3 separate regions of the Homo sapiens genome follow, and regions 1 and 2 are each linked to region 3. A link is a loop called in an ENCODE intact Hi-C map of the cell type or tissue named here. Cell type or tissue: B cell. All regions are shown on one strand. Region 1 overlaps JCHAIN (joining chain of multimeric IgA and IgM). Region 2 overlaps MOB1B (MOB kinase activator 1B). Region 3 has its middle 16 kb from the start of RUFY3.

Region 1 (8,000 bases), 54 kb after region 3:
CAGTCTGAGCAATTAAATAGATTCATAAGCATATACCTGTGTGAAATAATTTGTTGGAAAAAAGTTTCCTTATGTTAACTTTCTTTACGTAAGTTAACTTGTTATTGATGAATGGTTTGTAAGTATGATGTAATGAAGCATTAATCACAGAACTAATACATGTACATATTTGAGGTGGCTTTGCCATTTTATACCCATAATTAAATAAAAGGGCAAAATCCCCCCTGATAAATACCATGTTTATCATGGCACATAAAACTTTATGGCAGAAAGCCAAGGCCAATTGACATATATATTTAAAGGTACCATGGAAAGTAAATGCTAACTCTGAATTTAAAACAGTGGGAAGATGATTAGTAAGAGTTGGTTTCTTGAAAAGGAATTGTTCTGGTAATAGTCATCTTTAATGACTTCCACGGATTATTCAGTGTTTCTTTAGGGATATGCATAGGACACTGGTGCTTCAGTAGAAACCCCAGTTTTGGTGTATTAAAGATACATCCATTCTTGACTGATCTTTAATCTAGAGTGTGGTTTTAGCCAAGTCTTTGAATCTCATTTAGTCAGTAAACATTTATTAAATATTAACCAAATGCACAGGATTGGTCTGTGGTGGTGAAGTTATGGTGAGCGCCCTTGAGAAAGTCACTATCACTGCTCGCTCCCCAGAACTGTGCCTAGGTGTCATCTTCTCTGTGAGAACCACCCTGACTACTTTTTAAATATCTCAAACCCCATTTCTTTATCTTAGTCTACTTCCCCCCAAGTACTTATCTCCCTCTAGCAGACTAGGTAATTTACTTACGTGTCATGTTTATGGTCTGTCTCCCCTCACTAGAGTGTAATCTCCACGAAGGCACGCACTTTTGCCCATTGATGTTTCCTCACCATCTGGAACAGTGTCTGGCACATGGAAGTACTCAATACATATTTGTTGAATGAATGAACATGAGTGTAGCTTAGTTGAAGAGATAAGACATACACATAAATAATTATTATTTGGCAGAGCCTGCTGAAGGCAAAGAAATAGCTTCCAAAGTGCTATGAGAATTCATGAGAGACTGCTTCTGAAGAGACCGCTTACTTTCTCCTCATCTTTGCCTTAGTTTCTCGGTGTACCCAGTAGAAGAAGTTTTGTAGATCCACATTGCAGATCCTTATAGGAAAGACCCCTATTCCAGCATTATTACCTCATTAAATGCTAGCTGGAAGAAGACTGCAATTCGTAGTCCCACAAGTCTTCCTTCTTTCAGAAGTTCAGTTAAACTCTGATACTACCATACTAGTAACAATTTAGTACTTACTATGTGCTAGGTACCAATGTAAGTGCTTTATATATATTAACTCATTCAATATAAATCTGGAGTAGCTGGTGACTCTTAAATGAGAGTTATTGAGGATAGATTAAAGCCTTTCTTTAAGTTGTATTCAAACATTTGCTGGTATTAGTGGAACATTTAGAGGGGCACACTAAGGAATCAATGTAAGATGTGGTGGCCATGAAAGGAGCCTCTCAGTTCTCTGCAAAGAATGTAATTGACCTATAGTTCTGAGATCCACTGTGTTTGTGCAAGGGACACTAAGACAGGTCAGTTCCCGGGAGACACAGGACTCTTCTGATGGGGCACTGACTTGGGGACTCCTTTTTATCTTTGCTGAAAATTTCTTAGCACTGCACCTCCAGACATTATCTGTCCAATCATCCTTCCTATCCTCTTTGCTCCACATGGGTAAGACCTGCATCAGGATCCGAAGACTCAGCCTTCTTCGGCTCCCTTCCCATTATCCCTCACAGATGTTTTCCTAATAAATCTCTTGCACCCACTAATCTCATCTTGCAATTCTGCAGGGTCCAAATTAACACAATACTGATTATGATCTATCTGATTTAGTGATGATAACGATGATAGCATTCTTCAAGTACCAAATGATTTATCTATGTCATCTCATTTTATCCTTACAATAACTTTTTGGGTATTTCATATTATAAATGAGAAAACCAACTAAGTGGATAATTAGCCATTTGAGTGGTTCACTTATCTAGTAAATGGCAATGAAAAGTCTGAATCACTCTGCTATAGTCTTAACAAACATCAATTGAGGCTCTTAGAGAATCACTATGTCCACTGTAACATTTTCTTAAACCTCATGTGATATTTTGAGGTTAATGTGACCAATTCATTGACCTGTCATAAGTCTATTATAAGTTTTGCACCTTTTGCCCCCCCTTTTTAATTTGAATTAAATGGATGACATTTTAAAAAGACAGGCATAAATAGGTACAATTGGTGAGAAATGTTTTTCTTCTGCATAGTTCTTGACAAGTTAGCCATTTGCTCAGGTAAGCACACTCAGCAGCAGCCAGATGAAAATTATATTAATCAGCAATAAGAATAAAGCCCTTTAATGGGATTTCCAGGTCTTGGCTTTGGGGTAGCAGTATAGTCTAGTGGATAAATCCATGGTCTATATTGAAATACATACTGTAACATTGGCCAAGTTAATTCAAAGATTGCTTCCTCATTTGAAAAATGGGAGCAAAAATAACTACATTGATTTTTATAAAAATAAGGATGCATGCTGTGTCTGCATATCACTTATTACCACTGTGGTAGCAATTAGCAACAATCCATAATTTACAGTTGTTATTATGTGTTAATTTTCTTTGGCTCTTCTCCCTGCCTAAACAACAAATAAGAAAAGAATGTAAATATATGTGAATATATATTGGGTCAGTGATTTTCTGGGTTTTTTTTTTTTTTTTTTTTTTCAGACGGAGTTTTGCTCTCGTTTCCCAGGCTGAAGTGCAATGGTGCAATCTTGGCTTGCCGCAACCTCTGCCTCCTGGGTTCAAACGATTCCCCTGCCTCAGCCTCCCAAGTAGCTGGGATTTCAGGCATGCGCCACAACGCCTGGCTAATTTTTTGTATTTTTAGTAGAAGACTGGGTTTCTCCATGTTGGTCAGGCTGGTCTCAAACTCCCGACCTCAAGTGATCTGCCTGCCTTGGCCTCCCAAAGTGCTGGGATTACAGGCATGAGCCACTGCGCCCGGCAGGATCAGTGATTTTTCAAACTTTAGAGTGTATGAGAATTACCTGGAGGACTCATTAAAGTAGATTGCTGAGCTCCACCTCAGAGATACTGATCAAGTAGCTCAGAGATGCAGCTGGAGACATTGCAGGTCCCACAAATTCCCCAGGTGCTACTGAGGCTGGAAATTACAGGAGAGCCACTACTTTATAATTATAAACCTCCACTTCCATCTAGTGGTTGAGTTACAAAATACAATGAATGTACGTTTTTAACACGCGTTGTTTCATTTAATTCTCCTAACATTGCATAAAACAAGTACTGTTTTCACTTTACAAATGGTAAAACTGAGCTGTGAGGGTGATGAAGTAACCTGCCTAATGTTTTTCAGGTATTTGGAGAACTGATGATTAGCTCCAAGGCTGTCAGACTCCAAAGCCAAAGCTCTCAGTCAGTATGTTATTCTGTCTAAACATCCTTCAAACCATCTTCCTCGGTAATTCCACTTCTGAGGAAATAACCAGAAATACAGACAAAGAGAGATAGAGATATCTATTACAATGTGATTTATAATAGTGAAAATTCATAGGAAACTTTAAGTCCATCATCAAGGGAATGGTAATATAGGTATACTTCAAAATATTTTACATACAACTGAAGTGAAACATCATGTGTTTTAAAATTTATGGAAATTGATATACAAAGTGAAGAGGAAAATGTAGGATTTTGCATAAAGGAGTGACTTTAAGAAAATTCCAGGCTGGATGTGGTGGCTCTCGCCTGTAATCCCAGCACTTTGGGAGGCCGAGGCGGGCGGATCACAAGGTCAGGAGATAGAGATCATCCCGGCTAACACGGTGAAATCCCATCTCTACTAAAAATACAAAAAAATAGCCGGGCGTGATGGCCGGCGCCTGTAGTCCCAGCTACTCGGGAGGCTGAGGCAGGAGAATGGCCAGAACCCCGGAGGCGGAGCTTGCAGTGAGCCGAGATTGTGCCACTGCACTCCAGCCTGGGCGACAGAGAGAGACTCCCTCTCAAAAAAGAAAAAAAAAAAGAAAATTCCCTACACATACATGGGAAAAGACTTGAGGGAAATAGGCCAAAATGTTATTTTTTTGTTTCCTTTTACTTTTTAGTATAGAATGTTCCAAATATTCTACAAAGACTGTATATTTTATAATTAGAAAAGTGTTAATCATTATTAAACTTTTAATATTAGTTAATACATTAATATTAATTTTGGTGAAATTCTAAATATTTATTCATTTGCATAAGATAAAGAGAGTGGTGTTTACTTAGAATCTACTCTGTACTCAGCACAGTGCTATGAGGGCCACATAAGAAGAAGAACTGGGTCTCACTTTTTCAGTTTTCCTATTTCTTCTATAGGCAAAACTAACACAGGAAAAAATTAGCACACAGTATAAGACACAGTTGTGATTAAATATTAAAGATCGGCTGGGCATGGTGGCTTACAACTGTAATCCCAGCACATGGGGAGGTTGAGGTGGGTGGATCACTTGAGGCCAGGAGTTCAAGAACAGCCTGGCCAACATGACGAAACCCCTGCTCTACTAAAAATACAAAAATTAGCTGGGTGTAGTGGCCCACGTCTGTAATCCCAGCTACTCAGGAGGCTGAGGCATGAGAATTGCTTGAACTAGGGAGGCAGAAGTTGCAGTGAGCTAAGATCGCATCACTGCACTCCAGCCTGGGCAACAAAGCAAGACTGTCTCAAATAAATAAATAAATAAATAAATAAATATTAAAGATCATGTACTGTGAGCCTTCAGGGAAGCTGGGTTGTTAGGACTGGGGTAATCTTGGAGGAGATGTTAACTGAATGGGGCCTTTCCTGATGGAGAATAGAACCTTCTAGAACTACACGAGCCAAGCAGTGAAAGAGGAAGAAGCATAACACAAATGTCAGAATAGAGACAGGATCAGCCTGCTCCTGTTTCTCTTTCTGTCTTGAATCTTTCACTTATATGCTTAATTTATACACATCCCCTCAAATTGGTGATAGTTTTTTCATTGGTCAAGACCTTTCTGTTCCTTCCCTGGTGAGTGTGAAGTTGCCACTTATTTAGAGGGAGCAGCCTACCACTTTGCCACCCTTACCACTTTGCCACTTTGTCCACCGATTGGTTGAATCACTACCACCTGGGAGCATGTTAATACCACAGAATGGTGGGCTCTGCTCCAGAGCCTCTGAATCAACATCTGCATTTTAACACAGTTCACAATCATATACACATTAAAACTGGAATAATGCTAGCATGGCATGCAACACTGTCAGAAAACAGCCTGAATCCAGAGGCAGCTGCCAATGTGGTTTAACAGATGAGGAATGGGACTGACAAGGTCTTCTCTGAACAAAATTTTGTTTTCTTTTTCTTTTTCTTTCTTTCTTTTTTTTTTTTTTTTGAAATGGAGTCTCACTCTGTCGCCCAGGCTGGAGTGCAATGGCGTGATCTTGGCTCACTGCAATCTCTGCCTCCCGGGTTCAAGTGATTCTCCTGCCTCAGCCTCCCAAGTAGCTGGGATTACAGGGGCCGGCCACCATACCTGGCTAATTTTTTAGTATTTTTAGTAGAGACGGGGTTTCACCATGTTGGCCAGGCTCGTCTCCAACTCCTGACCTCAGGTGATCCACCCGCCTCGGCCTCCCAAAGTGCTGGGATTACACGAGTGAGCCACTGCACCCAGCTGAGAAAAAAATATTTTTACTGAGTTAAACCACAGCAAATACTGTAATATTTTCTTAAAGCTAATGTGGCATTTTGAGGTTAGTGCGACCAATTCATTAACCTGTCATAAGTCTATTATAATGCTTGCACTTTTTGCCCTCTCTTTTTAATTTGAATTAAATGGGTGACATTTTTAAAAGGCAGGCATAAATAAGTACCATTGGTGAGAAATGTTTTCCTTCTGCGCAGTTCTTGACAAGTTAGCCATTTGCCCAAGTAAGCATACTTAGCATCAGCCAGATAAAGATTATATTAATTAGCAATAAGAGTAAAGCTGGCGGCCGGGTGCGGTGGCTCACGCCTGTAATCCCAGCACTTTGGGAGGCCTAGATGGGTCGATCGCCTGAGGTCGGGAGTTGGAGACCAGCCTGACCAACATGGAGAAACTCTGTCTTTACTAAAAATACAAAATTAGTTGGGTGTGTTGGCCCATGCCTGTAATCCCAGCTACTCGAGAGGCTGAGGCAGGAGAATCCCTTGAACCCGGGAAGCAGAGGTTGCGGTGAGCTGAGATCCCGCCACTGCACTCCAGCCTGGGCATCAAGAGCGAAACTCCGTCTCAAAAACAAAACGAAACAAACAAACAAACAAAAAAGAGTAAAGTCGGCCAGTCGCGGTGGCTCATACCTGTAATCCCAGCACTTTGGGGGGCTGAGGCGGGCGGATCACGTGGTCAAGAGATCGAGACCCTCCTGGCCAACATGGTGAAACCCCCTCTCTACTAAAAATACAAAAATTAGCTGGGTGTGGTGGTGCGTGTAGTCCCAGCTACTTGGGAGGCTGAGGCAGGAGAATCGCCTGAATCCAGGAGGTGGAGGTTGCAATTAGCCCAGATCGTGCCACTGCACTCCAGCCTGTCTCAAAAAAAGAAAAAAAAAAAAAAAAAAGAGAGAGTAAAGCCAACCAAGCACATTCCGCATCAGCCAGATAAAAATTATATTCATCAGCAATAGGAGTAAAGCTTTATATAGTGCAGAAAGGAATGAGATAAGGTTATTTGGGTAAGCTCAGAGGTAATTACTGGTCAAGCTCTGATGAGGCACAGAAACGGAAGTTGCTGGGTGCTCAGGTGGATGAAATGGGGGCATCATGAGAGCACAGGACCTTGCCTGGGATGTGAAGGGATCCTGAGAATAGCTTTATCTATTTCACAATTATATCTTTGTCAAATTACAGATCAGCTTCCTCTTCGCCTCTTCATTTGAAAATTTTTCCTCTGCCAGCATGGAATTTTGCTTGTTACCAGTTGAATCCTATTTCTAAATCTAATTGACTGTAAATTCAAAGCAAGAAGAAAAGTTTCAGTGGCTGATGTTATTGGACTAGGGGTGAGGTGGAGTCACATGGAAGCGCATGTGGACAAAACCTAATGCTATATTTTATTGTGAAATGGTGAACGTCTATTTTCCATCGAGTGAAGTTTTCTTCCAACTTTTGATTGGGCAGTTGGGACAGAGCTGTTGATTTTTTAAGTCCAACGTTTCTGGTTTCTTTTTTAGTTATTAGAAATGAAGTTTGGTTTCCTGAGGTCAAGATGAATCTTTTTCAGTTTCCTTAAGGTCATGATTGAAGGCGACTGGGGTAAATGAGGGAAGAGGAAACGAGTGGTCAGAGATACGTCTGAGTAATGTTAATAATACAAATAACTCAAAGGTCATTACTTCTGCGTTTTCTTTAAAGGTGTATAAAGTTAAGATGCTGATGTGAGTGACCGAAGTGAAACATGTTATCTACATGTTTAGGTGCTCCAAAAAGTCAGAGAAGACTCTCCATGCTAATGGCTACTAGGCTGTTTACGGAGGTCTGGCTTGGCTCTACATTTTGTCATCTTACTTTGCTTCCTGTGTCAGGTGAGGAAATGCAAGATTTCCCCCAGGCACCTGGATTAATGCCCAACCATCCTCTAGAGAAGTTTACTGTAGGCTGTGCATATAAAGCAGATGAGTGTCAACCTTGCTGGATTATCTCTTGTGTTTATAATCCTCACATTTTTTTCTTCTTCTTTACCTTATCAACTAAAGACATCATAGACTATATCCAGCTAGTTTAGAATCAGCAGATGACCACTAGATGTAGGAACTCATCACAGAAGTGTAGTAGTAGCGGTAGGGTTCAGATGCTAAGACAAGAGGGTTACTTTTAGAGCCTCCGATATCCACCGCGTGCACCTTAACTTTAGAGCAGACTTTAAAAGCTTTATCAATAACTTAGCAAGA
Region 2 (8,000 bases), 220 kb before region 3:
ATTAAAAATGTTTAAAGAAGTCCCTTTAGTGCTAATACAGTCAACTGCAAAAGTGACATTTCACATTATTTGAGACGTTGCAATGCTCCCCAATACCTAGAATGGGTTTCGACTCTGACCATTTAAACTAAGAGAGGATAACAGAAATAAGTGAAAACCATCAGAGGGAAAAAAAGAAAAAAATGCACAAAACTAAATGCAAAAATCCTCCCTCTTCCTCTTTTTGAAATAAGTGAAATGCAAGCACAGTTGTCAGACCTGACATTTAAAAAAAGAAAAAATTCATTAAGCTACCAGGGTTTCACACATACAATCATGCACAGTATTTACTGATTTTACTAATAAAAAAAGGTAGAGTGTTCTGAGTTGTTGTAACATATAAATTACTCTTAATAGTTCAACTTGTAAATACTCAAAAATAACAAGCATGCCATAAAAGCATATTCTTCACATGCACTAGCAATTGGACACGACTGTTTACTCATACTTTGGGGAAAGAGTTACTAAAAGAAAAAAACTCTTCATCCTGAAATAATCAGAAACTAAAAACCCTGGCATAGCTTTCTAACAGACTCCATGAGAAAAGCAATAAAAGAATTAAGAGAAGTAAGTGAAAAGTAACTTTAAATCTACCCCCAGAATTTAGTTATTTTTAGAGCTCCACATATGCCATCTGCCTCCCAAACATGTTTATGTACACTAAATTATCAGTTTATTGCCTGTAGTAAAATATCAAAAAAAAACTAAGAAACAAGATATACACTGAGTTAAATATCTCAGTTTGTGAAATCCACCCTTATAGACTATACTATATGCTAATTTCGAAAAAAGCATTATTTTTCTAGTAAATTGTTAAAACTTCATTTTAAATCTAAATTTTAAATTTTAAAACTTCATTCTGGCCAGGCACGGTGGCTCATGCCTGTAATTCCAACACTTTGGGAGGCTGAGACGGGTGAATTGCTCAAGCCCAGGACTTCAAGACCACCCTGGGCAACATAGGGAGACGCTGTCTCTACAAAAAATTTTAAAAATTAAGGCTGGGCGCAGTGGCTGTATTAAGGGAGGCCGAGGCGGGCGGATCACAAGGTCAGGAGATCGAGACCACGGCGAAACCCCGTCTCTACTAAAAATACAAAAAATTAGCTGGGCGCAGTGGCGGGTGCCTGTAGTCCCAGCTACTCGGGAGGCTGAGGCAGGAGAATGGCGTAAACCCAGGAGGCGGAGCTTGCAGTGAGCCAAGATCGCGCCACTGCACTCCAGCCTGGGCGACAGAGTGAGACTCCATCTCAAAAAAAAAAAAAAAATTAGCTTGGTGTGGTGACGTGTACCTGTGGTCCCAGCTACTCAGGAGGCTGAGGTAAGAGGATCATCTGAGCCCAGGAGGTGGAGGCCACAATAAGCAGTTGTTGGGCCACTGTGCTACAGACTCAGCCACAGAGCAAGACCTTATCTCCAAAAATAAAATAATAAAATTAAATTGGCCAGATGCAGTGGCTCACACCTGTAATCCTTCGGGAGGCCAAGGTGGGCAGATCACTTGAGGTCAGGAGTTGGAGATCAGCCTGGCCAACATGGGAAAATCCCTTGTCTACTAAGAACACAAAAATTAGCCGGGCGTGGTGGCACACACTTGTAATCCCAGTTACTTGGGAGGCTAATGCAGGAGAAACACTTGAACCTGGGAGGTGGAGCTTGCAGTGGGCCAAGATCACGCCACTGCACTCCAGCCTGGGTGACAGCAAGATTGTCTCAAAAAAAAAAAAAAAAAAGAAAGAAAGAAAAGAAAAAGAAGAAAAGAAATACAGGGGACAGAAATTATTTGGAAGTACCTTTACTATTATCTTGTTTATTTGGCATTAATTTTAAAAGTCCAAGAAGCTTTCATGACTCTTTTTCTTAATGATGCAATGATAGTGGGAATGCAGGGAAATGAGCACTCTCATTCCCTGGTAGAGGGAACACAATTTACAGGGCACATTGGAAAATAGGAAACTTGTGCCTGGTATATGACAATCCTGTAAAGAAGGTCTCTACAAAACTATGTGATAAAGATACAATAAATAAGGCTGAGTGCAGGGGCTCACGCCAGTAATATCGGCATTTTGGGAGGCCAAGGTGGGAGGATCACTTGAACCTAGGAGTTCAAGACAAGCCTAGGTAACATAGCAAGACCCCGTGTCTATTAAAAAAAAGTTTTTTTATTATAAAAATCCAATAAATAGGTATTCTAAACTCTTCTGTGCACAGTAGCCACCTTTTAATATTTTCCCTAAAATCTTTACAATGGAAAAACATACAACAGACTGAGGAGAATCACTCATACTCTCACCACCCGTGATGAAATTCTTGAAAATGTCAGGCCACGTGTGGTGGCTCATACCTGTAATTCCAGCACTTTGGGAGGCTGAGGCGGTGGATCACGAGGTCAAGAGTTCGAGACCAGCCTGAACAACATGGTGAAACTCCATCTCTACTAAAAATACAAAAAATTAGCCGGGCATGGTGGCACGCGCCTGTAATCCCAGCTACTCAAGAGGCTGAAGCAGGAGAATCGCTTGAACCCGGGAGGCAGAGGGTGCAGTGGGCCGAGATCACACTACTGCATTCCAGCCTAGGTGACACAGCAAGACTCCATCTCAAAAAAAAAAAAAACAAAATTCTTGAAAATGTCATTGATTAGTCAGGAAAAAAAATTGTTACTAAGAGGCACTATGCTAGGTGGTAGAGATTTAAAACAAACATTTTTTGAAAATGCCCCATCTTCAAAGAGATCATACACATGACAGTGGGTGGAGTACAATGTCTTTTTGGAAAGGACTATGATAAGGACTATAAAGGGCACTGAAATGGTATCTAACAAACTGGGAAGGGGGCACAGGCCAGGGAAAAAGTTGGCTCCTGAGCTAAAGAAATGGGGGTGGGGAGGAGAAGAATAACAGCCAGAATAACAGGAACGGCATTTACAAAGGCAGAAAGATGGAGCAAAGCAGGTTGAGAGAAATGCAAATAAAATCACTGAACACTGTGGGGGAGGGATGTTAGAGCAGGAAGGCACGGATGAGGCTGGAGTGGTAAGCAAACATCTCAGGGAGGCCTTCTATGCCTTGGAGTTTTGCAGACCACTTCCAGCCCATTCCAATATCTACCTGAAATGCCCAAGTGAACTACAGGAAGCGAGTGCACCGAAGGATTCCTACCACTTCCCCTCCATGTTAAAAACCAAGATGCTAAAGTGGAACAGCAGTGGCAGCAATGCCAAGAACAAGCAGGGGAGGCCCCCGCATCCACACAATAAAAACAGCATCTGACTAAAAACCGGAAGCTCAATTCGGCAAAATTCTTGCTGTTTTGAATAGGTGAATGCACTACACATATTTATAACTGTGGTATTGACGGCAATTTTTTTTTTTTTGAGACAGATTCTCACTCTGTTGCCCAGGCTGGGGTACAGTGGCATGATCTCAGCTCACTGCAACCTCCGCCTCCCAGGTTCAAGCGATTCTCCTGCCTCAGCCTCCCAAGTAGCTGGGATTACAGGCGAGTGCCACCATGCCTGGCTAATTATTGTATTTTTAGTAGAGACGGGGGTTTCATCATGTTGGCCAGGCTGGTCTCGAACTCCTGATCTCAGATGATCTGCCCACCTTAGCCTCCCAAAGTGCTGGGATTACAGGCATGAGCCACTGCGCCTGGCTGACAGCAATTTTTTTCTTTATATTCCTAATTTTTGATGAACACAGACTGCAATTATTTCACACATACACCCAAGAAAGTTTGTATACTCAATGCAATATCTTGCAGTGCAAGGGTCTTTAACCATCATTAGCCAGTGGACTTGGAACTGAGAGTTTAAAACAACCATTAAGGAGCACATCTATGTAACACGCTGGTCTCCAGTGCTAAGATTCTTGAGGACAGAGACCGCATCTTATTTCTTTTTTTTTTTTTCTTTTTTGAGACGGAGTCTTGCTCTGTTGCCCAGGCCGGAGTGCAGTGTCACAATCTCGGCTCACTGTAAGCTCCACCTCCTGAGTTTGCGCCATTCTCCTGCCTCAGCCTCCCAAGTAGATGGGACTACAGGCGCCCACCACCACGCCCGGCTAATTTTTTTGTATTTTTAGTAGAGACGGGGTTTCACCGTGTTAGCCAGGATGGTCTCGATCTCCTGACCTCATGATCCACCTCCCAAAATGCTGGGATTACAGGCGTGAGCCACTGCGCCCGGCACATCTTGTTTATTTCTAAACCCCTTCCTTTCTCCTCCCACCACCAGCAAGCACCTAACACTTCGCTTTTACACACAGGAGGTGTTCAATAAATGTTCATTTTATTATGCAATAATGCCATACATTTGTAAGACAGCTAAACAAAAAACTGGAATGCACAAACAGTTTATACACTGGGCTTGGGAATTTCATGAGTGGAGATAATGACAGTGTTTATACAGGACTCTGGTTTATGAAAAGCTTTCATATACATTCTGTCATTCAAGTCTCACATTAACCCAATGGAAGAAGCATTCGTTACCCTCCAGTAGGCAGAGGAAATAGAAACTAAGAAATTAAGTCATCTGCCCAAGGTCACATAGCTAGTGACAGACCAAAGACTCTGAATCTCGGATTTCCTCACTCATAGGCCACTGTTCTCTCCCATGACAATCTTCAGTTAATTAAAAAAAAAAAAAAAATGGCTGTAATCCCAGCACTTGGGAGGCCAAGGTGGACGGACTGCTTGAGCCCAGGAGTTCAAGACCACCTGGACAACATGGCAAAACCCTGTCTCTACAAAAGATACAAAAATTATCCAGGCATGGTGGCACACACCTAAAGTCCCGGCTACTCAGGAAGCTGAGGTGGAAGAATCACGAGCCCAGGAGGTTGAGGTTGCAGTGAGCTGAGAAGATACCACTGCATTCCAGCTTCGGTGACAGAGTGAGATCCTGTCACTCACACAAATAAGAAAATTATTGAAAACATATTTGCTAAGCAATGTCCTAATGTGCTGGGAAATAAAATGATGAACAAACCCTCAGTCCAGGAGGAGAAAACTTAGAATCCAGAAGGAGAAAAAAACACATTAAACAAGAAAATAATTGCAAGTGTGAAAGGACAGTACGGGGATCTACATTGAGGCTCCCTTATTGGGAATCTCTCAAAGACAGAACTGGTGTTATATTGAATCCAAGGATTTTTCTTATTCACCTTATCTCAAACCATTTAAATTAAATATACAGGCATCCACTTTGGAAGGTGCTTTCAAATCACCTAGGGATCTTATTAAAATGCATTATAATCCAATGATTAGGACCCGAAATCCTGCATTTCAAACATACTCCTAGGTGGTGCCAAAGATCCACACTTTGAGAGTCTACAGCAAACTTCTCAAGGATTATGGTTATGTAGAGACACTGATCCTCTCAATCCTGAGAGTACTTTCTGTCACCAGAGGACCAAGAGCAGTTTTTCTTCTGCTACATAAAATGACAGTGGTATTTTTCTTCCTTAATGTTAAGTGATATCAAAAAAGGCAAAGACATCACTAACAAGTATAGTTATCCCTAGACAACACCTTACAAATACATTCCCACTTGAAAGAAAGCTAAAATCAATAAAGCTCACCAGGCATGGTGGCTCATGCCCGTAATCCCAGCACTGTGGGAGCCTGAGGAGGGCAGATCACCAGAGGTCAGGCGTTCAAGACCAGCCTGGCCAATATGGTGAAACCCCGTCTCTACTAAAAATACAAAAATTAGCCGGGCACACACCTGTAAGTCTCTGCTACTCAGGAGGCTGAGGCAGGAGAATCACTTGAACCCAGGAGGTGGAGGTTGCAGTGAGCCCAGATTGCGCCATTGCACTCTGGCCTGAGTTACAGAGCAAGACTCCATCTCAAAAAAATAAAATAAAAATAAAATAAAATCAATAGAGCTCAACTAAAGCAAATTTTGGTTCCCAAATGTCTAGCTGTTTAAAATTGTAGTTTTTTTGTATAGTTTGGTTCTAACTATAATTAGAAATATAATTTTTAAAAAATGTTGGTTCTTCAACCCAAATGTCCATCAATGATAGACTGGATTAAGAAATTGTGGCACATATACACCATGGAATACTATGCAGCCATAAAAGAGGATGAGTTCATGTCCTTTGCAGGTACATGGATGAAGCTGGAAGACATCATTCTCAGCAAACTATCACAAGGACAGAAAACCAAACACCACATGTCCTCACTCATAGATGCATAGATGGGAAATGAACAATGAGATCAACTGGACACAGGGCGGGGAATATCACACACTGTGGCCTGCTGGTGGGTGGGGGACTTCGGGAGGGATAGCATTAGGAGAAATACCTAATGTAAATGATGAATTGATGGATGCAGCAAACCAACACGGCACATGTATACCTATGTATCAAAACTGCACGTTGTGCTCGTGTACCCTAGAACTTAAAGTATAATTTAAAAAAAAAATAGTTGGTTCTTGATGGCTTGCTATTTTCCAAATGAAACACTGATGAAGATTAAAGGGCTAAAGAGTCTAAGCCACTTTGGGACTTAAAGGGCTGAAGAGTCAAAGTCACTGCAGCAGACCTCAAAATATTGCTGTGAATTGGTCTGCTGTTCACTGACTCAAAAGTACAATTCCTAAGAGTTGAAAATAAGACAGCTGAATATTTGGCAGGTATGGAGAAGGGTTAGTGAGAATGCAACCAGGCATATGTGAGCAAAAACTATAACCACAGGGAGTTTTTAAACAAAGAGCTATTTCAGTAGTTAAATCTAACACTACAGAGCTCCAGCAAACAAATGGATTCTCTAAACAGCAGGAGGGTTATGCTGTTGCTCATCTGTTTGAAACATGATCCCAAACACCAGAAAAAGTTGCCTTAAAATACCTTTCCCCCATTGTTTCTACTAAATTACTCTTTATTTACAGAGTTATACATTTCCACTAAGTTATACTGTTACCTATTTCTTTTTTTTTTTTTGAGTCTAATTTTTTTTTTTTTTTTTGAGTCTCACTCTGTTGCCCAGGCTGGAGTGCAGTGGTGCGATCTCGGCTCACTGCAAGCTCTGTCTCCCAGGTTCATGCCATTCTCCTGCCTCAGCCTGAGTAGGTGGGACTACAGGCGCCCACGACCAGGCCCAGCTCATTTTTTTGTATTTTTAGTAGAGAGGGGGTTTCATCGAGTTAGCCAGGATGGTCTCTTTCTCCTGATCTTGTGATCCGCCCGCCTTGGCCTCCAAGAGTGCTGGGATTACAGGCTTGAGCCACCGCACCCGGCCCTACTGTTACCTATTTCTACAAAAGAAGATTTACATAAAAAATATTCCTCCTAATGCCCAATACTATAATACTATAACTACTAAACTATTATCATCAAATTTCAATTTGAGAACAACAAAAAGACTTAGGCAGACAGATACAAGGGTAGCAATAAAAGAAAATTTGACTAGGCAAGGTAGCTCATGCCTATAATCCCAGCACTTTGGGAGTCTGAGGCGGGCAGTTCGCTTGAGCCCAGGAGTTGGAGACCAGCCTGGGAAACATGGCAAAACTTCGTCTCTACGCATGTGGCACCGGTGCCCACCTAAGGTCAGAGACATCAGAGACATGTGACACACTAAGACTGGACCCCATAGGAGGATGCTCTGGGGGATCCTGTGGACCTCAGCCTCCCCAAAGAGGATGCTCTTGCAGAGGTTCTGAGGTCTAGAAGTTCTGAGCCCTCCTCAGAATTCTCCCGCAGTTGTAACGCTGCTTGGCCCCAAAATTGTTTGGAATCTGGAGCTTACTGTTTAATGGGAAAATGGGATGGCGTTGCATGTATCCAGGCTTTTGTGCTGCGGTTCTAAGCAGGGGGCCTGATTAATGTGACGTTCTCCTTTGGTACTGTTTGGCCCCAGTGCTCTTCAGAGTCTGGGGAGGTTTGGCCTTTAATAATCAAACTGCCATGGAGACTGCTTTACCCAAAATTTTGGTTCACAGCCTTCATTGG
Region 3 (8,000 bases):
CATGGAAGGTCATACATACACCAAGAGGATAAAGCCACCACGAAATATAAAAACATACATGTCTGTAAATGCATGAAAAAGTTCAGGATGAAAACTCCCCAAACTCAAAAGTGGGCATCCTCCAATAAGGAACCGGGGAGAGGGTGCTGGAGGTCCACAAAGAGGAAAGTTCACTTTGTAACTGTACTTATGTATTATGAAACATTTAAACAATGAGCATAGATTCATGTATTACTTGTACATTTATAAAATCAAATTTTAAAAGGCATGGCAGAGAGTTTTATGAGATTTAAAGTTAGAAGTATAAAAACCTAGCAGATTACCAGCACTCAAAGACTCAGAAAGAGACATAATCCTCAACAAGGCACATCAGAAGTCTCCTTTCACACTGCATTGAAGCAGATTGATTTCATGGATATTATATCCTGCAAGATTTTGGAACAAAACAATTCATGTGACAAACCCTGAAAAGTTTAGGCTACCTTCTATTTACAAACTTTTTTTTGAAACAGCATCTCGCTCTATTACCATGACTGGAATACAGTGGTGTGATCACGACTCACTGCATCCTCAACTTCCCAGACTCATGCCATCCTCCCACCTCAGACTCCTGAGTAGTTGGCACCAGAGGCATGTGCCACCATACCCAGCTAACTTATTTTTAATTTAAAAAATTTTTTTTTTGTAGAGACAGAGTCTGCTTATGTACAGGCTGGTCTCCAATTCCTGGGCTCAAGTGATACTCCTGCCTAGGCCTCCCAAAGTGCTGGGATTGCAGGCTTGAGCCACCGTTCCAGTCTCACACATTTTTGCTATTCTTCAGCACTGTTATTTAAAAACAGAGCTTCTGAACTCAAATGTAAAATTTAATTTTTAAAACCTCTAAGTACACTCAAGATTTCTAAAATAAAAAGATAATACCACCTTAATACACAGTCTTTCAAAGCTATAATATTTTATATACTTTTAGCAAATACATTACTGAGAGTTAAAAATTGGGTTGCTAAAGAGGCAGATGCCAGTCATCGTAATATTCACTAGGCATTGAGGTTGAGTCCATGTACCATTCTCGTAATTAAGAAGTCTTTTAAAAACTGTTTGGGGCCAGGTGTGGTGGCTTACACCTGTAATCCCATCACTTGTGAGGCCGAGGAGGGTGGATCACTTGAGTCTAGTTCGAGAGCAGCCTGGCCAACATGGTCTCTACTAAAATACAAAAAAAAAAATAGCTGGGGTGGTGGTGCGCACCTGTAATCCCAACTACTTGGGAGGCTGAGGCAGGAGAATCTCTTGAACCTGGAAGGAAGAGGTTGCAGTCAGCCCAGATTGTACTGCTGCACTCTAGCCTGAGCACAGAGTGAGACTGTCTCAAAAACACAAAATAAAAAAACAAAAACTGTTTGGTCTCAAGTGTTCATGTATTTTATTTTTATTTTTTTAAAAACAGGGTTTCGTTCTGTTGCTCAGGCAGGAGTGCAATGGTGCAGTCACAGCTTACTGCAGCCCTGAACTTCTGGACTCAAGTGATCCTTCACCTTAGTCTCCCAAAGGGCTGGGATTACAGGTGTGAGCCACCAGCACCTGGCCTGGTCTCTAATTTCTTAAATGAGTAGTCAAGAGAATCAAAGTTCTGATATCCAGATACATTACAGAAAGCAATATTCCATTGACTCTGCAGGGTAACAAGGAACTTTTTATTCATATCTAGAGTGTTCCTTTCTGTAAGTATGCTTACGTTCTAAAGCACATATAAATGTAACAGGTAAAAACAAAAACTCAGTCCAAAACAAAAAACTATTTTGAATCAATTTTATATTTAAATAAAACATGTAATAGTGATTTTTTTTTTTTTGCTAATATGAAATGTTCTCAGTGACTAATCTTTAAAAGCAGAGGAAGTGGGACACGTATATATTCCCAGTAACTTTTCTGAACACATACACATCAATAAACTATTTCAAAAATAAAGACCATGAGGAAATATTAGAACTTACGTGGTAACAAAAAACACCATACCGCCTGGGCACGGCGGCTCACCCCTGTAATCCCAGCACTTTGGGAGGCTGAGGTAAGTGGATCATTTGAGGTCAGGAGTTCGATAACAGCCTGGCCAACATGGTGAAACCTCGTCTCTACTAAAAATACTAAAAATGGTAGGTGCCTGTAATCCCAGCTACTCAGGAGGCTGAGGCAGGAGAATCGTTTGAAATCGGGAGGCGGAGGTTGCAGTGAGCAGAGGTCATGCCACTGCACTCCAGCCTGGGCGACAGAGCGAGACTCCGTCTCAAAAACAAAAAAACACCATACATTTGCTAGTATCCTAAGGTAGAGACTGAGATCACGCTCATGAAACTTTAGCTTTAAGTCCTCTAGTCCCGATCTTGATCATGCTTAAGCAACAGTATTAACTGATAAGAGTAACAAAATACTGTTATTTTCTACAATAATTAATAACATAAAGATAACCTTTAACAATGAGGGAGTCCAGTCAACTGAAATTCAGGTAATTCCCACAATTGATACTGTTCAATAGTTGAAAAGTTCCTCTACATCAAACCTTGTACCATAACTGTTACAGAGAAATGACAGTCTTCTTTCTATAGTAGCATGCTTAATATGTAGATTACACAGAAAGAAAACATTTTTGGTGCAAACAAAAAAAGAGGCGGTGTTTAAAGTACAAAGTAGAAGGATTCCTCAGAAAACAAAAGCAAAGTCTCCTTGAGAAGATTCTTATCTTTGCCTCCTCTGTATAGGAAGACTCACTTCTGCCATGAGCTGACAATCCATCTGCACATTAGTGCAGACCACTCCAACACACAAACTATGGCTTCACTAAGACAGTCAATGGTCAGTGTCTGCCCACTGACTTATTACTCAGTAAGTAATAAGGAGGTGTGAACACTGGGCAACCTCCAGCTGAATCACATAGACCCTTCCTGTTAACCTGTCACCCACCATCACAGTTTTGGATCTCTTGTTAGATTTAAAGAGCATGGGTTTAGCAGAAAAGCAATCTGGGTCAACTGCATTCCTTCTCTTAAGCTGTTACTTGGGATAAATCGAGCTTCCGCATCTGAAAAAGTGGCATTCAGTTTGGCGCACACAAACTTATTAACCATGATTATCACAACACATGCACATAGGAAATAATCAATAAATATTATCTTTTCCTAGGAGATGGATCGGGGCAGAAAAGGTGAGTCAGGGTTTCTTGGCAGGGCAGAGCAGCTAAAAGATTTGTACTTGTGCTTTAAAAATATAGGGTGTATGGTGGGAAAGGTCCTTCCCTCATCGCTTCAGGCAAGTTTCTGTCTCCCTTTCCAGAACTCATACAGCAAAGTATTTGGCGCTTACAGCATGCCTTGTATCGTCAGCCACATTTTCATACTGTAAGAGCTTGTATTTGAAAATCAGATTTAACATTCCTCTAAGAGTCCTTATATTCATTGACGACTCTAGGGCCCTACTCGTTTGCCAGCACAGTAAACAGTTCACTAATAAAAAATACAGCACGGAGTGTGGGTCAGCTGCATTCAGAGCGCTCGCGTGTGCCAGTGGCTTTAAAAGTGGAGGCCTCTTCCCGACAACCGATATAACCCTGGGAGGTAGCCTTCCAAAGCCACACATTCCCTTCTTGTCTTCTCATGCACCGCTCCGATTTCTCTTTCCAATCCGGGGGACGGATCTGTCATATTTACCGGCATGGAAGGAACGCTCGTAAAAAATTAGTTACTAGTATTACTAAGGCCGCACTGGCGGCGGCGGCGGCGCAGCAGCCACACCTACTCAGCTGCCGCGGCGCCGGGAGCCCGAAAAAGGCGGGTCAGAGGGGCCACGGGGTCTCCGGGCGCCGCCCCCTCTTAGACTCCTTCGGGGAAGGTTCCCAGCCCGGGACCCGGGACAGGGCCAGGGCGCCCCGGGTGGAGGGGGGCAGGCAGGCCGCTTCTCGCCCCCGCCCAAGCACGTGGGAGGCCGGCGAAGACCAGCGCCCAGCCCAAGACGGGAGAGAGACCAGGCCAGGCAGGAGCCGCGGCCTGGGGAGACGCGGAGGTAGAATCCGGCGCCCGAACCGCGGTCGTCCCGCTGCCTCCTCACCGGGCGCCTCGGGAGAACAGCTTCCCGAGGGTAGCCCCTAAAGCCCCCGCCTCCCGGCCACCCGGCTCGGGTCACCCCGCGGGAGGCGGAGCTCCGCGGGGGCCGGGCCGGCCCTCCCCAGCCGAATGCTCCCTTCCCCGCGGGCGTCCCCATGCCCCTCCGCCACTCACGGTGCTTGCCGCTGCCGCTGCTGCCGCCGCCGCCGCTCGGGTAGCTCAGCAGCAGGAAGGGCAGCGGTGAGCCGGGGGACGGCGGGGTCCTCCAGGAGCGCTGCTGCTGCGGCGGCGGGCGCACTCCGAAGCCGGCGCCTCCATCGCCGGGGTACAGCAGGAAGAAGGGGGCGGCCACCGGCGAGTCGGGCTCCGACTGCCCGGCGGGGGAGGCCGGCGGCGGCCCCGCCTCGCCCTCTCGGTCCGTGCCCCCGGCGGGAGCGCGGCGCGGCTCCTCCGGCCGCCACTCCCCGCCCCTCGCCGGCTCCTCGCTGCAACTTTCGGCACCAGCGGTGGGCGGCGGCGGGGTCTCAGCCATGCTCACTCCTTCCTTCGCCGCAGCCTCCGATTCGCGCCCGGGCCTGGGCGGGGGAGCAGAGGGTCAGGGCGAGGAGCCGCCGCCCCGTCCCGTCCGCTGCGCCGCCGCCGCCACCGCCACCTTTCTTCTCGGCCACGGGCTGGCGCCTGGGCTCCGCCGCTCGGCCCACAGCCCGCCCCGCCAGGGTCCAAGCCAGCTGGAGGGACCGCCCCGCCCGACGGCGCGGCCTCGCTACCGGCCGCCTCCTCCAGCCCCTCCCGCCCCGGCCCCCAGCCTGTGACTCGGCTCCCCTAGGGGGCAGCGTCCTCCTCTTCCCACTCCCCACCTTCCGCTTCCCTCCGGCTGGGCTGACTGCCTCCCGACCCTCGGGCCCTGGGCCTCTTCCTTACCCGCCCCCGCTGGGCCCTGTAAGGCGGTCAGGTGTGTCTAGTGCTTGAAAAGTGGAAGACCTGGCGAAATACCTGGCGGCGTTTTGTCGTGTAACCGCCAACTTTATCGGTAGCACGAAGGCACAAAGATCTGGGTTGAAGAAGAGGCGAAAGCTAATTTTAAAAAAGCACCTCCCTGCCCCCGGGTATTAAACTGTACCATTTGCCTTTCACACACTGCAACTTCAACCGTTGATTCACTGTTTGGAGTATTGAGCTCTTTATGTGAGAAACCAAAGGTGGGTGTCTTCCTTCCACCACCTCTTTTGTTCCCGTCTTGTGCGCTGTACTGAAATCCTGTATTTGCTTTGACTTTAATTCCCTGGTTTTCTAGTGCCGCGGGTGCGCATGAGTGCATTTTAAATCAAACAGCTTAGAATTTATACGACAAATGTCAATTACAGGTCGACAGTTTTCTCTTTCACAGTGCCCGTGTCTCGCTAGTAATTAGCCACCGTTGCTTTGAGAATTCGAATCAATGATTACTGATCCAGTAATTCCCTTAAGTAAACATTTCTTTCGGCAATAAAGACAATTTCCAGTTACTCTCATGGTTCTTTATCCTGGATTCCTAGCTGATTAGCCTTGTGTTTAATGCTGGCATAGAAGCCATGTTGACTCATAATTAAAAATCACTGTTGTGTAACATTTTGCCCACCTGCTTTTTCCTCTTCTCTGTTCAGCCCTTCCCTGTGTAGAGGAAGTTGTACTTCTTTGAAAGGAAAAGTAAACATTTTTATTACTGTTGTTATTCTCTGTAAATCACTTTTGAAATTACTACTCGCAATTACCATGAGACTTACAATACTACTTTTCACTGAGTCTTTTAACAAGAAGCATTCAAAAGGGAAATGTTTACAGGATAGCTTCAGTCTTAGAAAATTTCTTAGCTTTTCGGTTTCTGGCATTTCCCTGACCTGTTGATCCCAGTCCTACTACCTATTTGAGTAAGTTATTTGTCCAGCTCTGTAAAATGATTATGTTATTCATAGATACTGTGAGGGCTAAATAAGAAATAGAAATAAAGCGTTTAAAATACAACTTAACATTGGGGTAAATAATAATTATTACGGCCAGGTGCGGTGGCTCACGCCTGTAATCCCAGCACTTTGGGAGGCCGAGGCGGGTGGATCACGAGGTCAGCAGTTCGAGACCAGCCTGACCAAAAAGGGGAAACCCCGTCTCTACTTAAAATACAAAAAAATTAGCTGGGCGTGGTGGCGAGTGCCTGTAATCCCAGCTACTTGGGAGACTGAGGCAGGAGAATCGCTTGAAACCAGAAGGCAGAGGTTGCAGTGAGCCGAGATAGCACCACTGCACTTTAGCTTGGGCAATAAGAGCAAAACTTCATCTCAAATAAATACATAAATCAATAATTATTAGTAGTACTCACTTCAGCAGCACATAAACTAAAATTGGAACGATACAGAAAAGATTAACATTTCCCTGCACGAGAATGACCTGCAAATTTGTGAAGTGTTCCATATTAAAAAATAATTATTATTAGGGATATTTTATCATTTTGGCAAAATAACATTTAACTTACAATAATAAAAACATACTGAGTTGGGGAAAAAAAGCCTTTTCATTATATCCTTAGCATTTTGAAGGTGGTTTGGGCCTTAACTCTTGGTGCTGGTGAGAATCTCAACAGGAAGACATATTTGTCTTTTAGGAATTGCTAACTGCATGATACCTTCATAAGAAAAACTGAAAGCATTTGACCCAGCAATCTCATTAACTGGGTATATACCCAAAGGACTATAAATCATTCTACTATAAAGACACATGCACACGTATGTTTATTGCAGCACTATTTACAATAGCAAAGACTTGGAACCAACCCAAATGCCTATCAATGATAGACTGGATAAAGAAAATGTGGCACATATACGCTATGGAATTATGCAGCCATAAAAAAGAGTGAGTTCAGGTCTTTTGCAGGGACATGGATGAAGCTGGAAGCCATCATTCTCAGCAAACTAACACAGGAACAGAAAAGCAAACACCGCATGTTCTCACTCTTAAGTGGGAGTTGAACAGTGAGAACACATGGACACAGGGAGGGGAACATCACACACCGGGGCCTGTGGGGTAGTGGGGGTAAGGGGAGGGGAAGCATTAGAAGAAATACCTAATGTAGCTGATGGGTTAATGAGTGCAGCAAACCACCATGGCACATGTATACCCATGTAACAAACCTGCACGTTCTGCACATGTATCCCAGAACTTAAAGTATAATTTTAAAAAAAGAAAAACTGATTGAGATGTATTATATGGTTTTAACACTCATCCTTAACTGGATCCTTTATCTTGTTTTTACATGCAGAAATTCCAAAATATTATATTCTCATCAGGGTCCTTCACAGAGATGTTTTGCAATGTTTTGGTAAAGAATTTGACAATAATCTACACTTAACCACTGTAGGTAGAAGAAATGAGAGCAGAGTCCTCACAGATGATTCTTGAGAAAGGCCAATAATCAACCAAGGGAGTCACCAAGTTAAAATATGAAACATTATCTAGTCTGAATTGCCAGCTTTCTCCTTTCTTGTTAGTCAAGATACCTACAGGTATAGAAACATTGACATGCTGTGAAATCATTCAGTGTATTGGATTTTTGTGCCTCTATTTTTAAAAAGTTTTTTGTAAAAATATAGAACACTTCACAAATTTGTGTATCATCCTTGTACGGGAACCATGCTAATCTCTGTATCATTCCAATTTTAGTATATGTGCTGCTGAAGAGATCACTGTGCCTCTATTTTTAAAAAGAGTTCTATTTATGTTTTATGTAATTAATTAAATGGCAGTAAAATTAATACAGAAAAATCAACTGAAATATGAGTTCTTACAATTTATAGACAAGGCTATTTATGAACTTTTTCTTTAAAGGTGGATGGTACTCCAAGTTCCTAGTTTCTTAATGCTTTTAGCTTTTGAATC

The links. Peaks named below come from ENCODE experiments on the same cell type or tissue, not always from the same donor. Only the 100,000 strongest peaks of a DNase experiment are listed, where the experiment ranks them.
Region 1: a loop joins it to region 3, with 5 times the contacts of the local background. A loop is called at or near these places in 8 of 110 quality-filtered maps.
Region 2: a loop joins it to region 3, with 12 times the contacts of the local background. A loop is called at or near these places in 2 of 110 quality-filtered maps.

Annotation. Positions count from the first base shown.
Region 1 is chr4:70,647,574-70,655,573 of GRCh38, reverse strand. JCHAIN (joining chain of multimeric IgA and IgM) reads left to right here. Exons shown (of 4, transcript NM_144646.4): 4 at 1-33. Among named protein-coding and RNA genes, the nearest start is that of JCHAIN, 15 kb to the left of the region's middle. In B cell, CTCF peaks have their summits at 3,063 and 3,269 (motif pointing left); a DNase peak (open chromatin) is centred at 3,273; H3K27ac peaks cover 435 bases.
Region 2 is chr4:70,922,955-70,930,954 of GRCh38, reverse strand. The region is part of intron 1 of MOB1B (MOB kinase activator 1B); the gene reads right to left. Among named protein-coding and RNA genes, the nearest start is that of MOB1B, 25 kb to the right of the region's middle. In B cell, a CTCF peak has its summit at 3,300; DNase peaks (open chromatin) are centred at 134, 3,264, 4,584 and 4,794; H3K4me3 peaks cover 781 bases; H3K27ac peaks cover 3,468 bases.
Region 3 is chr4:70,701,563-70,709,562 of GRCh38, reverse strand. It overlaps the pseudogene RNU6-520P, the pseudogene RNU6-784P and a transcript of RUFY3 not described here. Among named protein-coding and RNA genes, the nearest start is that of RUFY3, 16 kb to the left of the region's middle. RefSeq lists enhancers at 3,651-4,182, 4,716-5,248 and a silencer at 3,812-4,971. In B cell, a CTCF peak has its summit at 4,734; DNase peaks (open chromatin) are centred at 4,122, 4,262, 4,922 and 5,712; H3K4me3 peaks cover 3,250 bases; H3K27ac peaks cover 3,731 bases.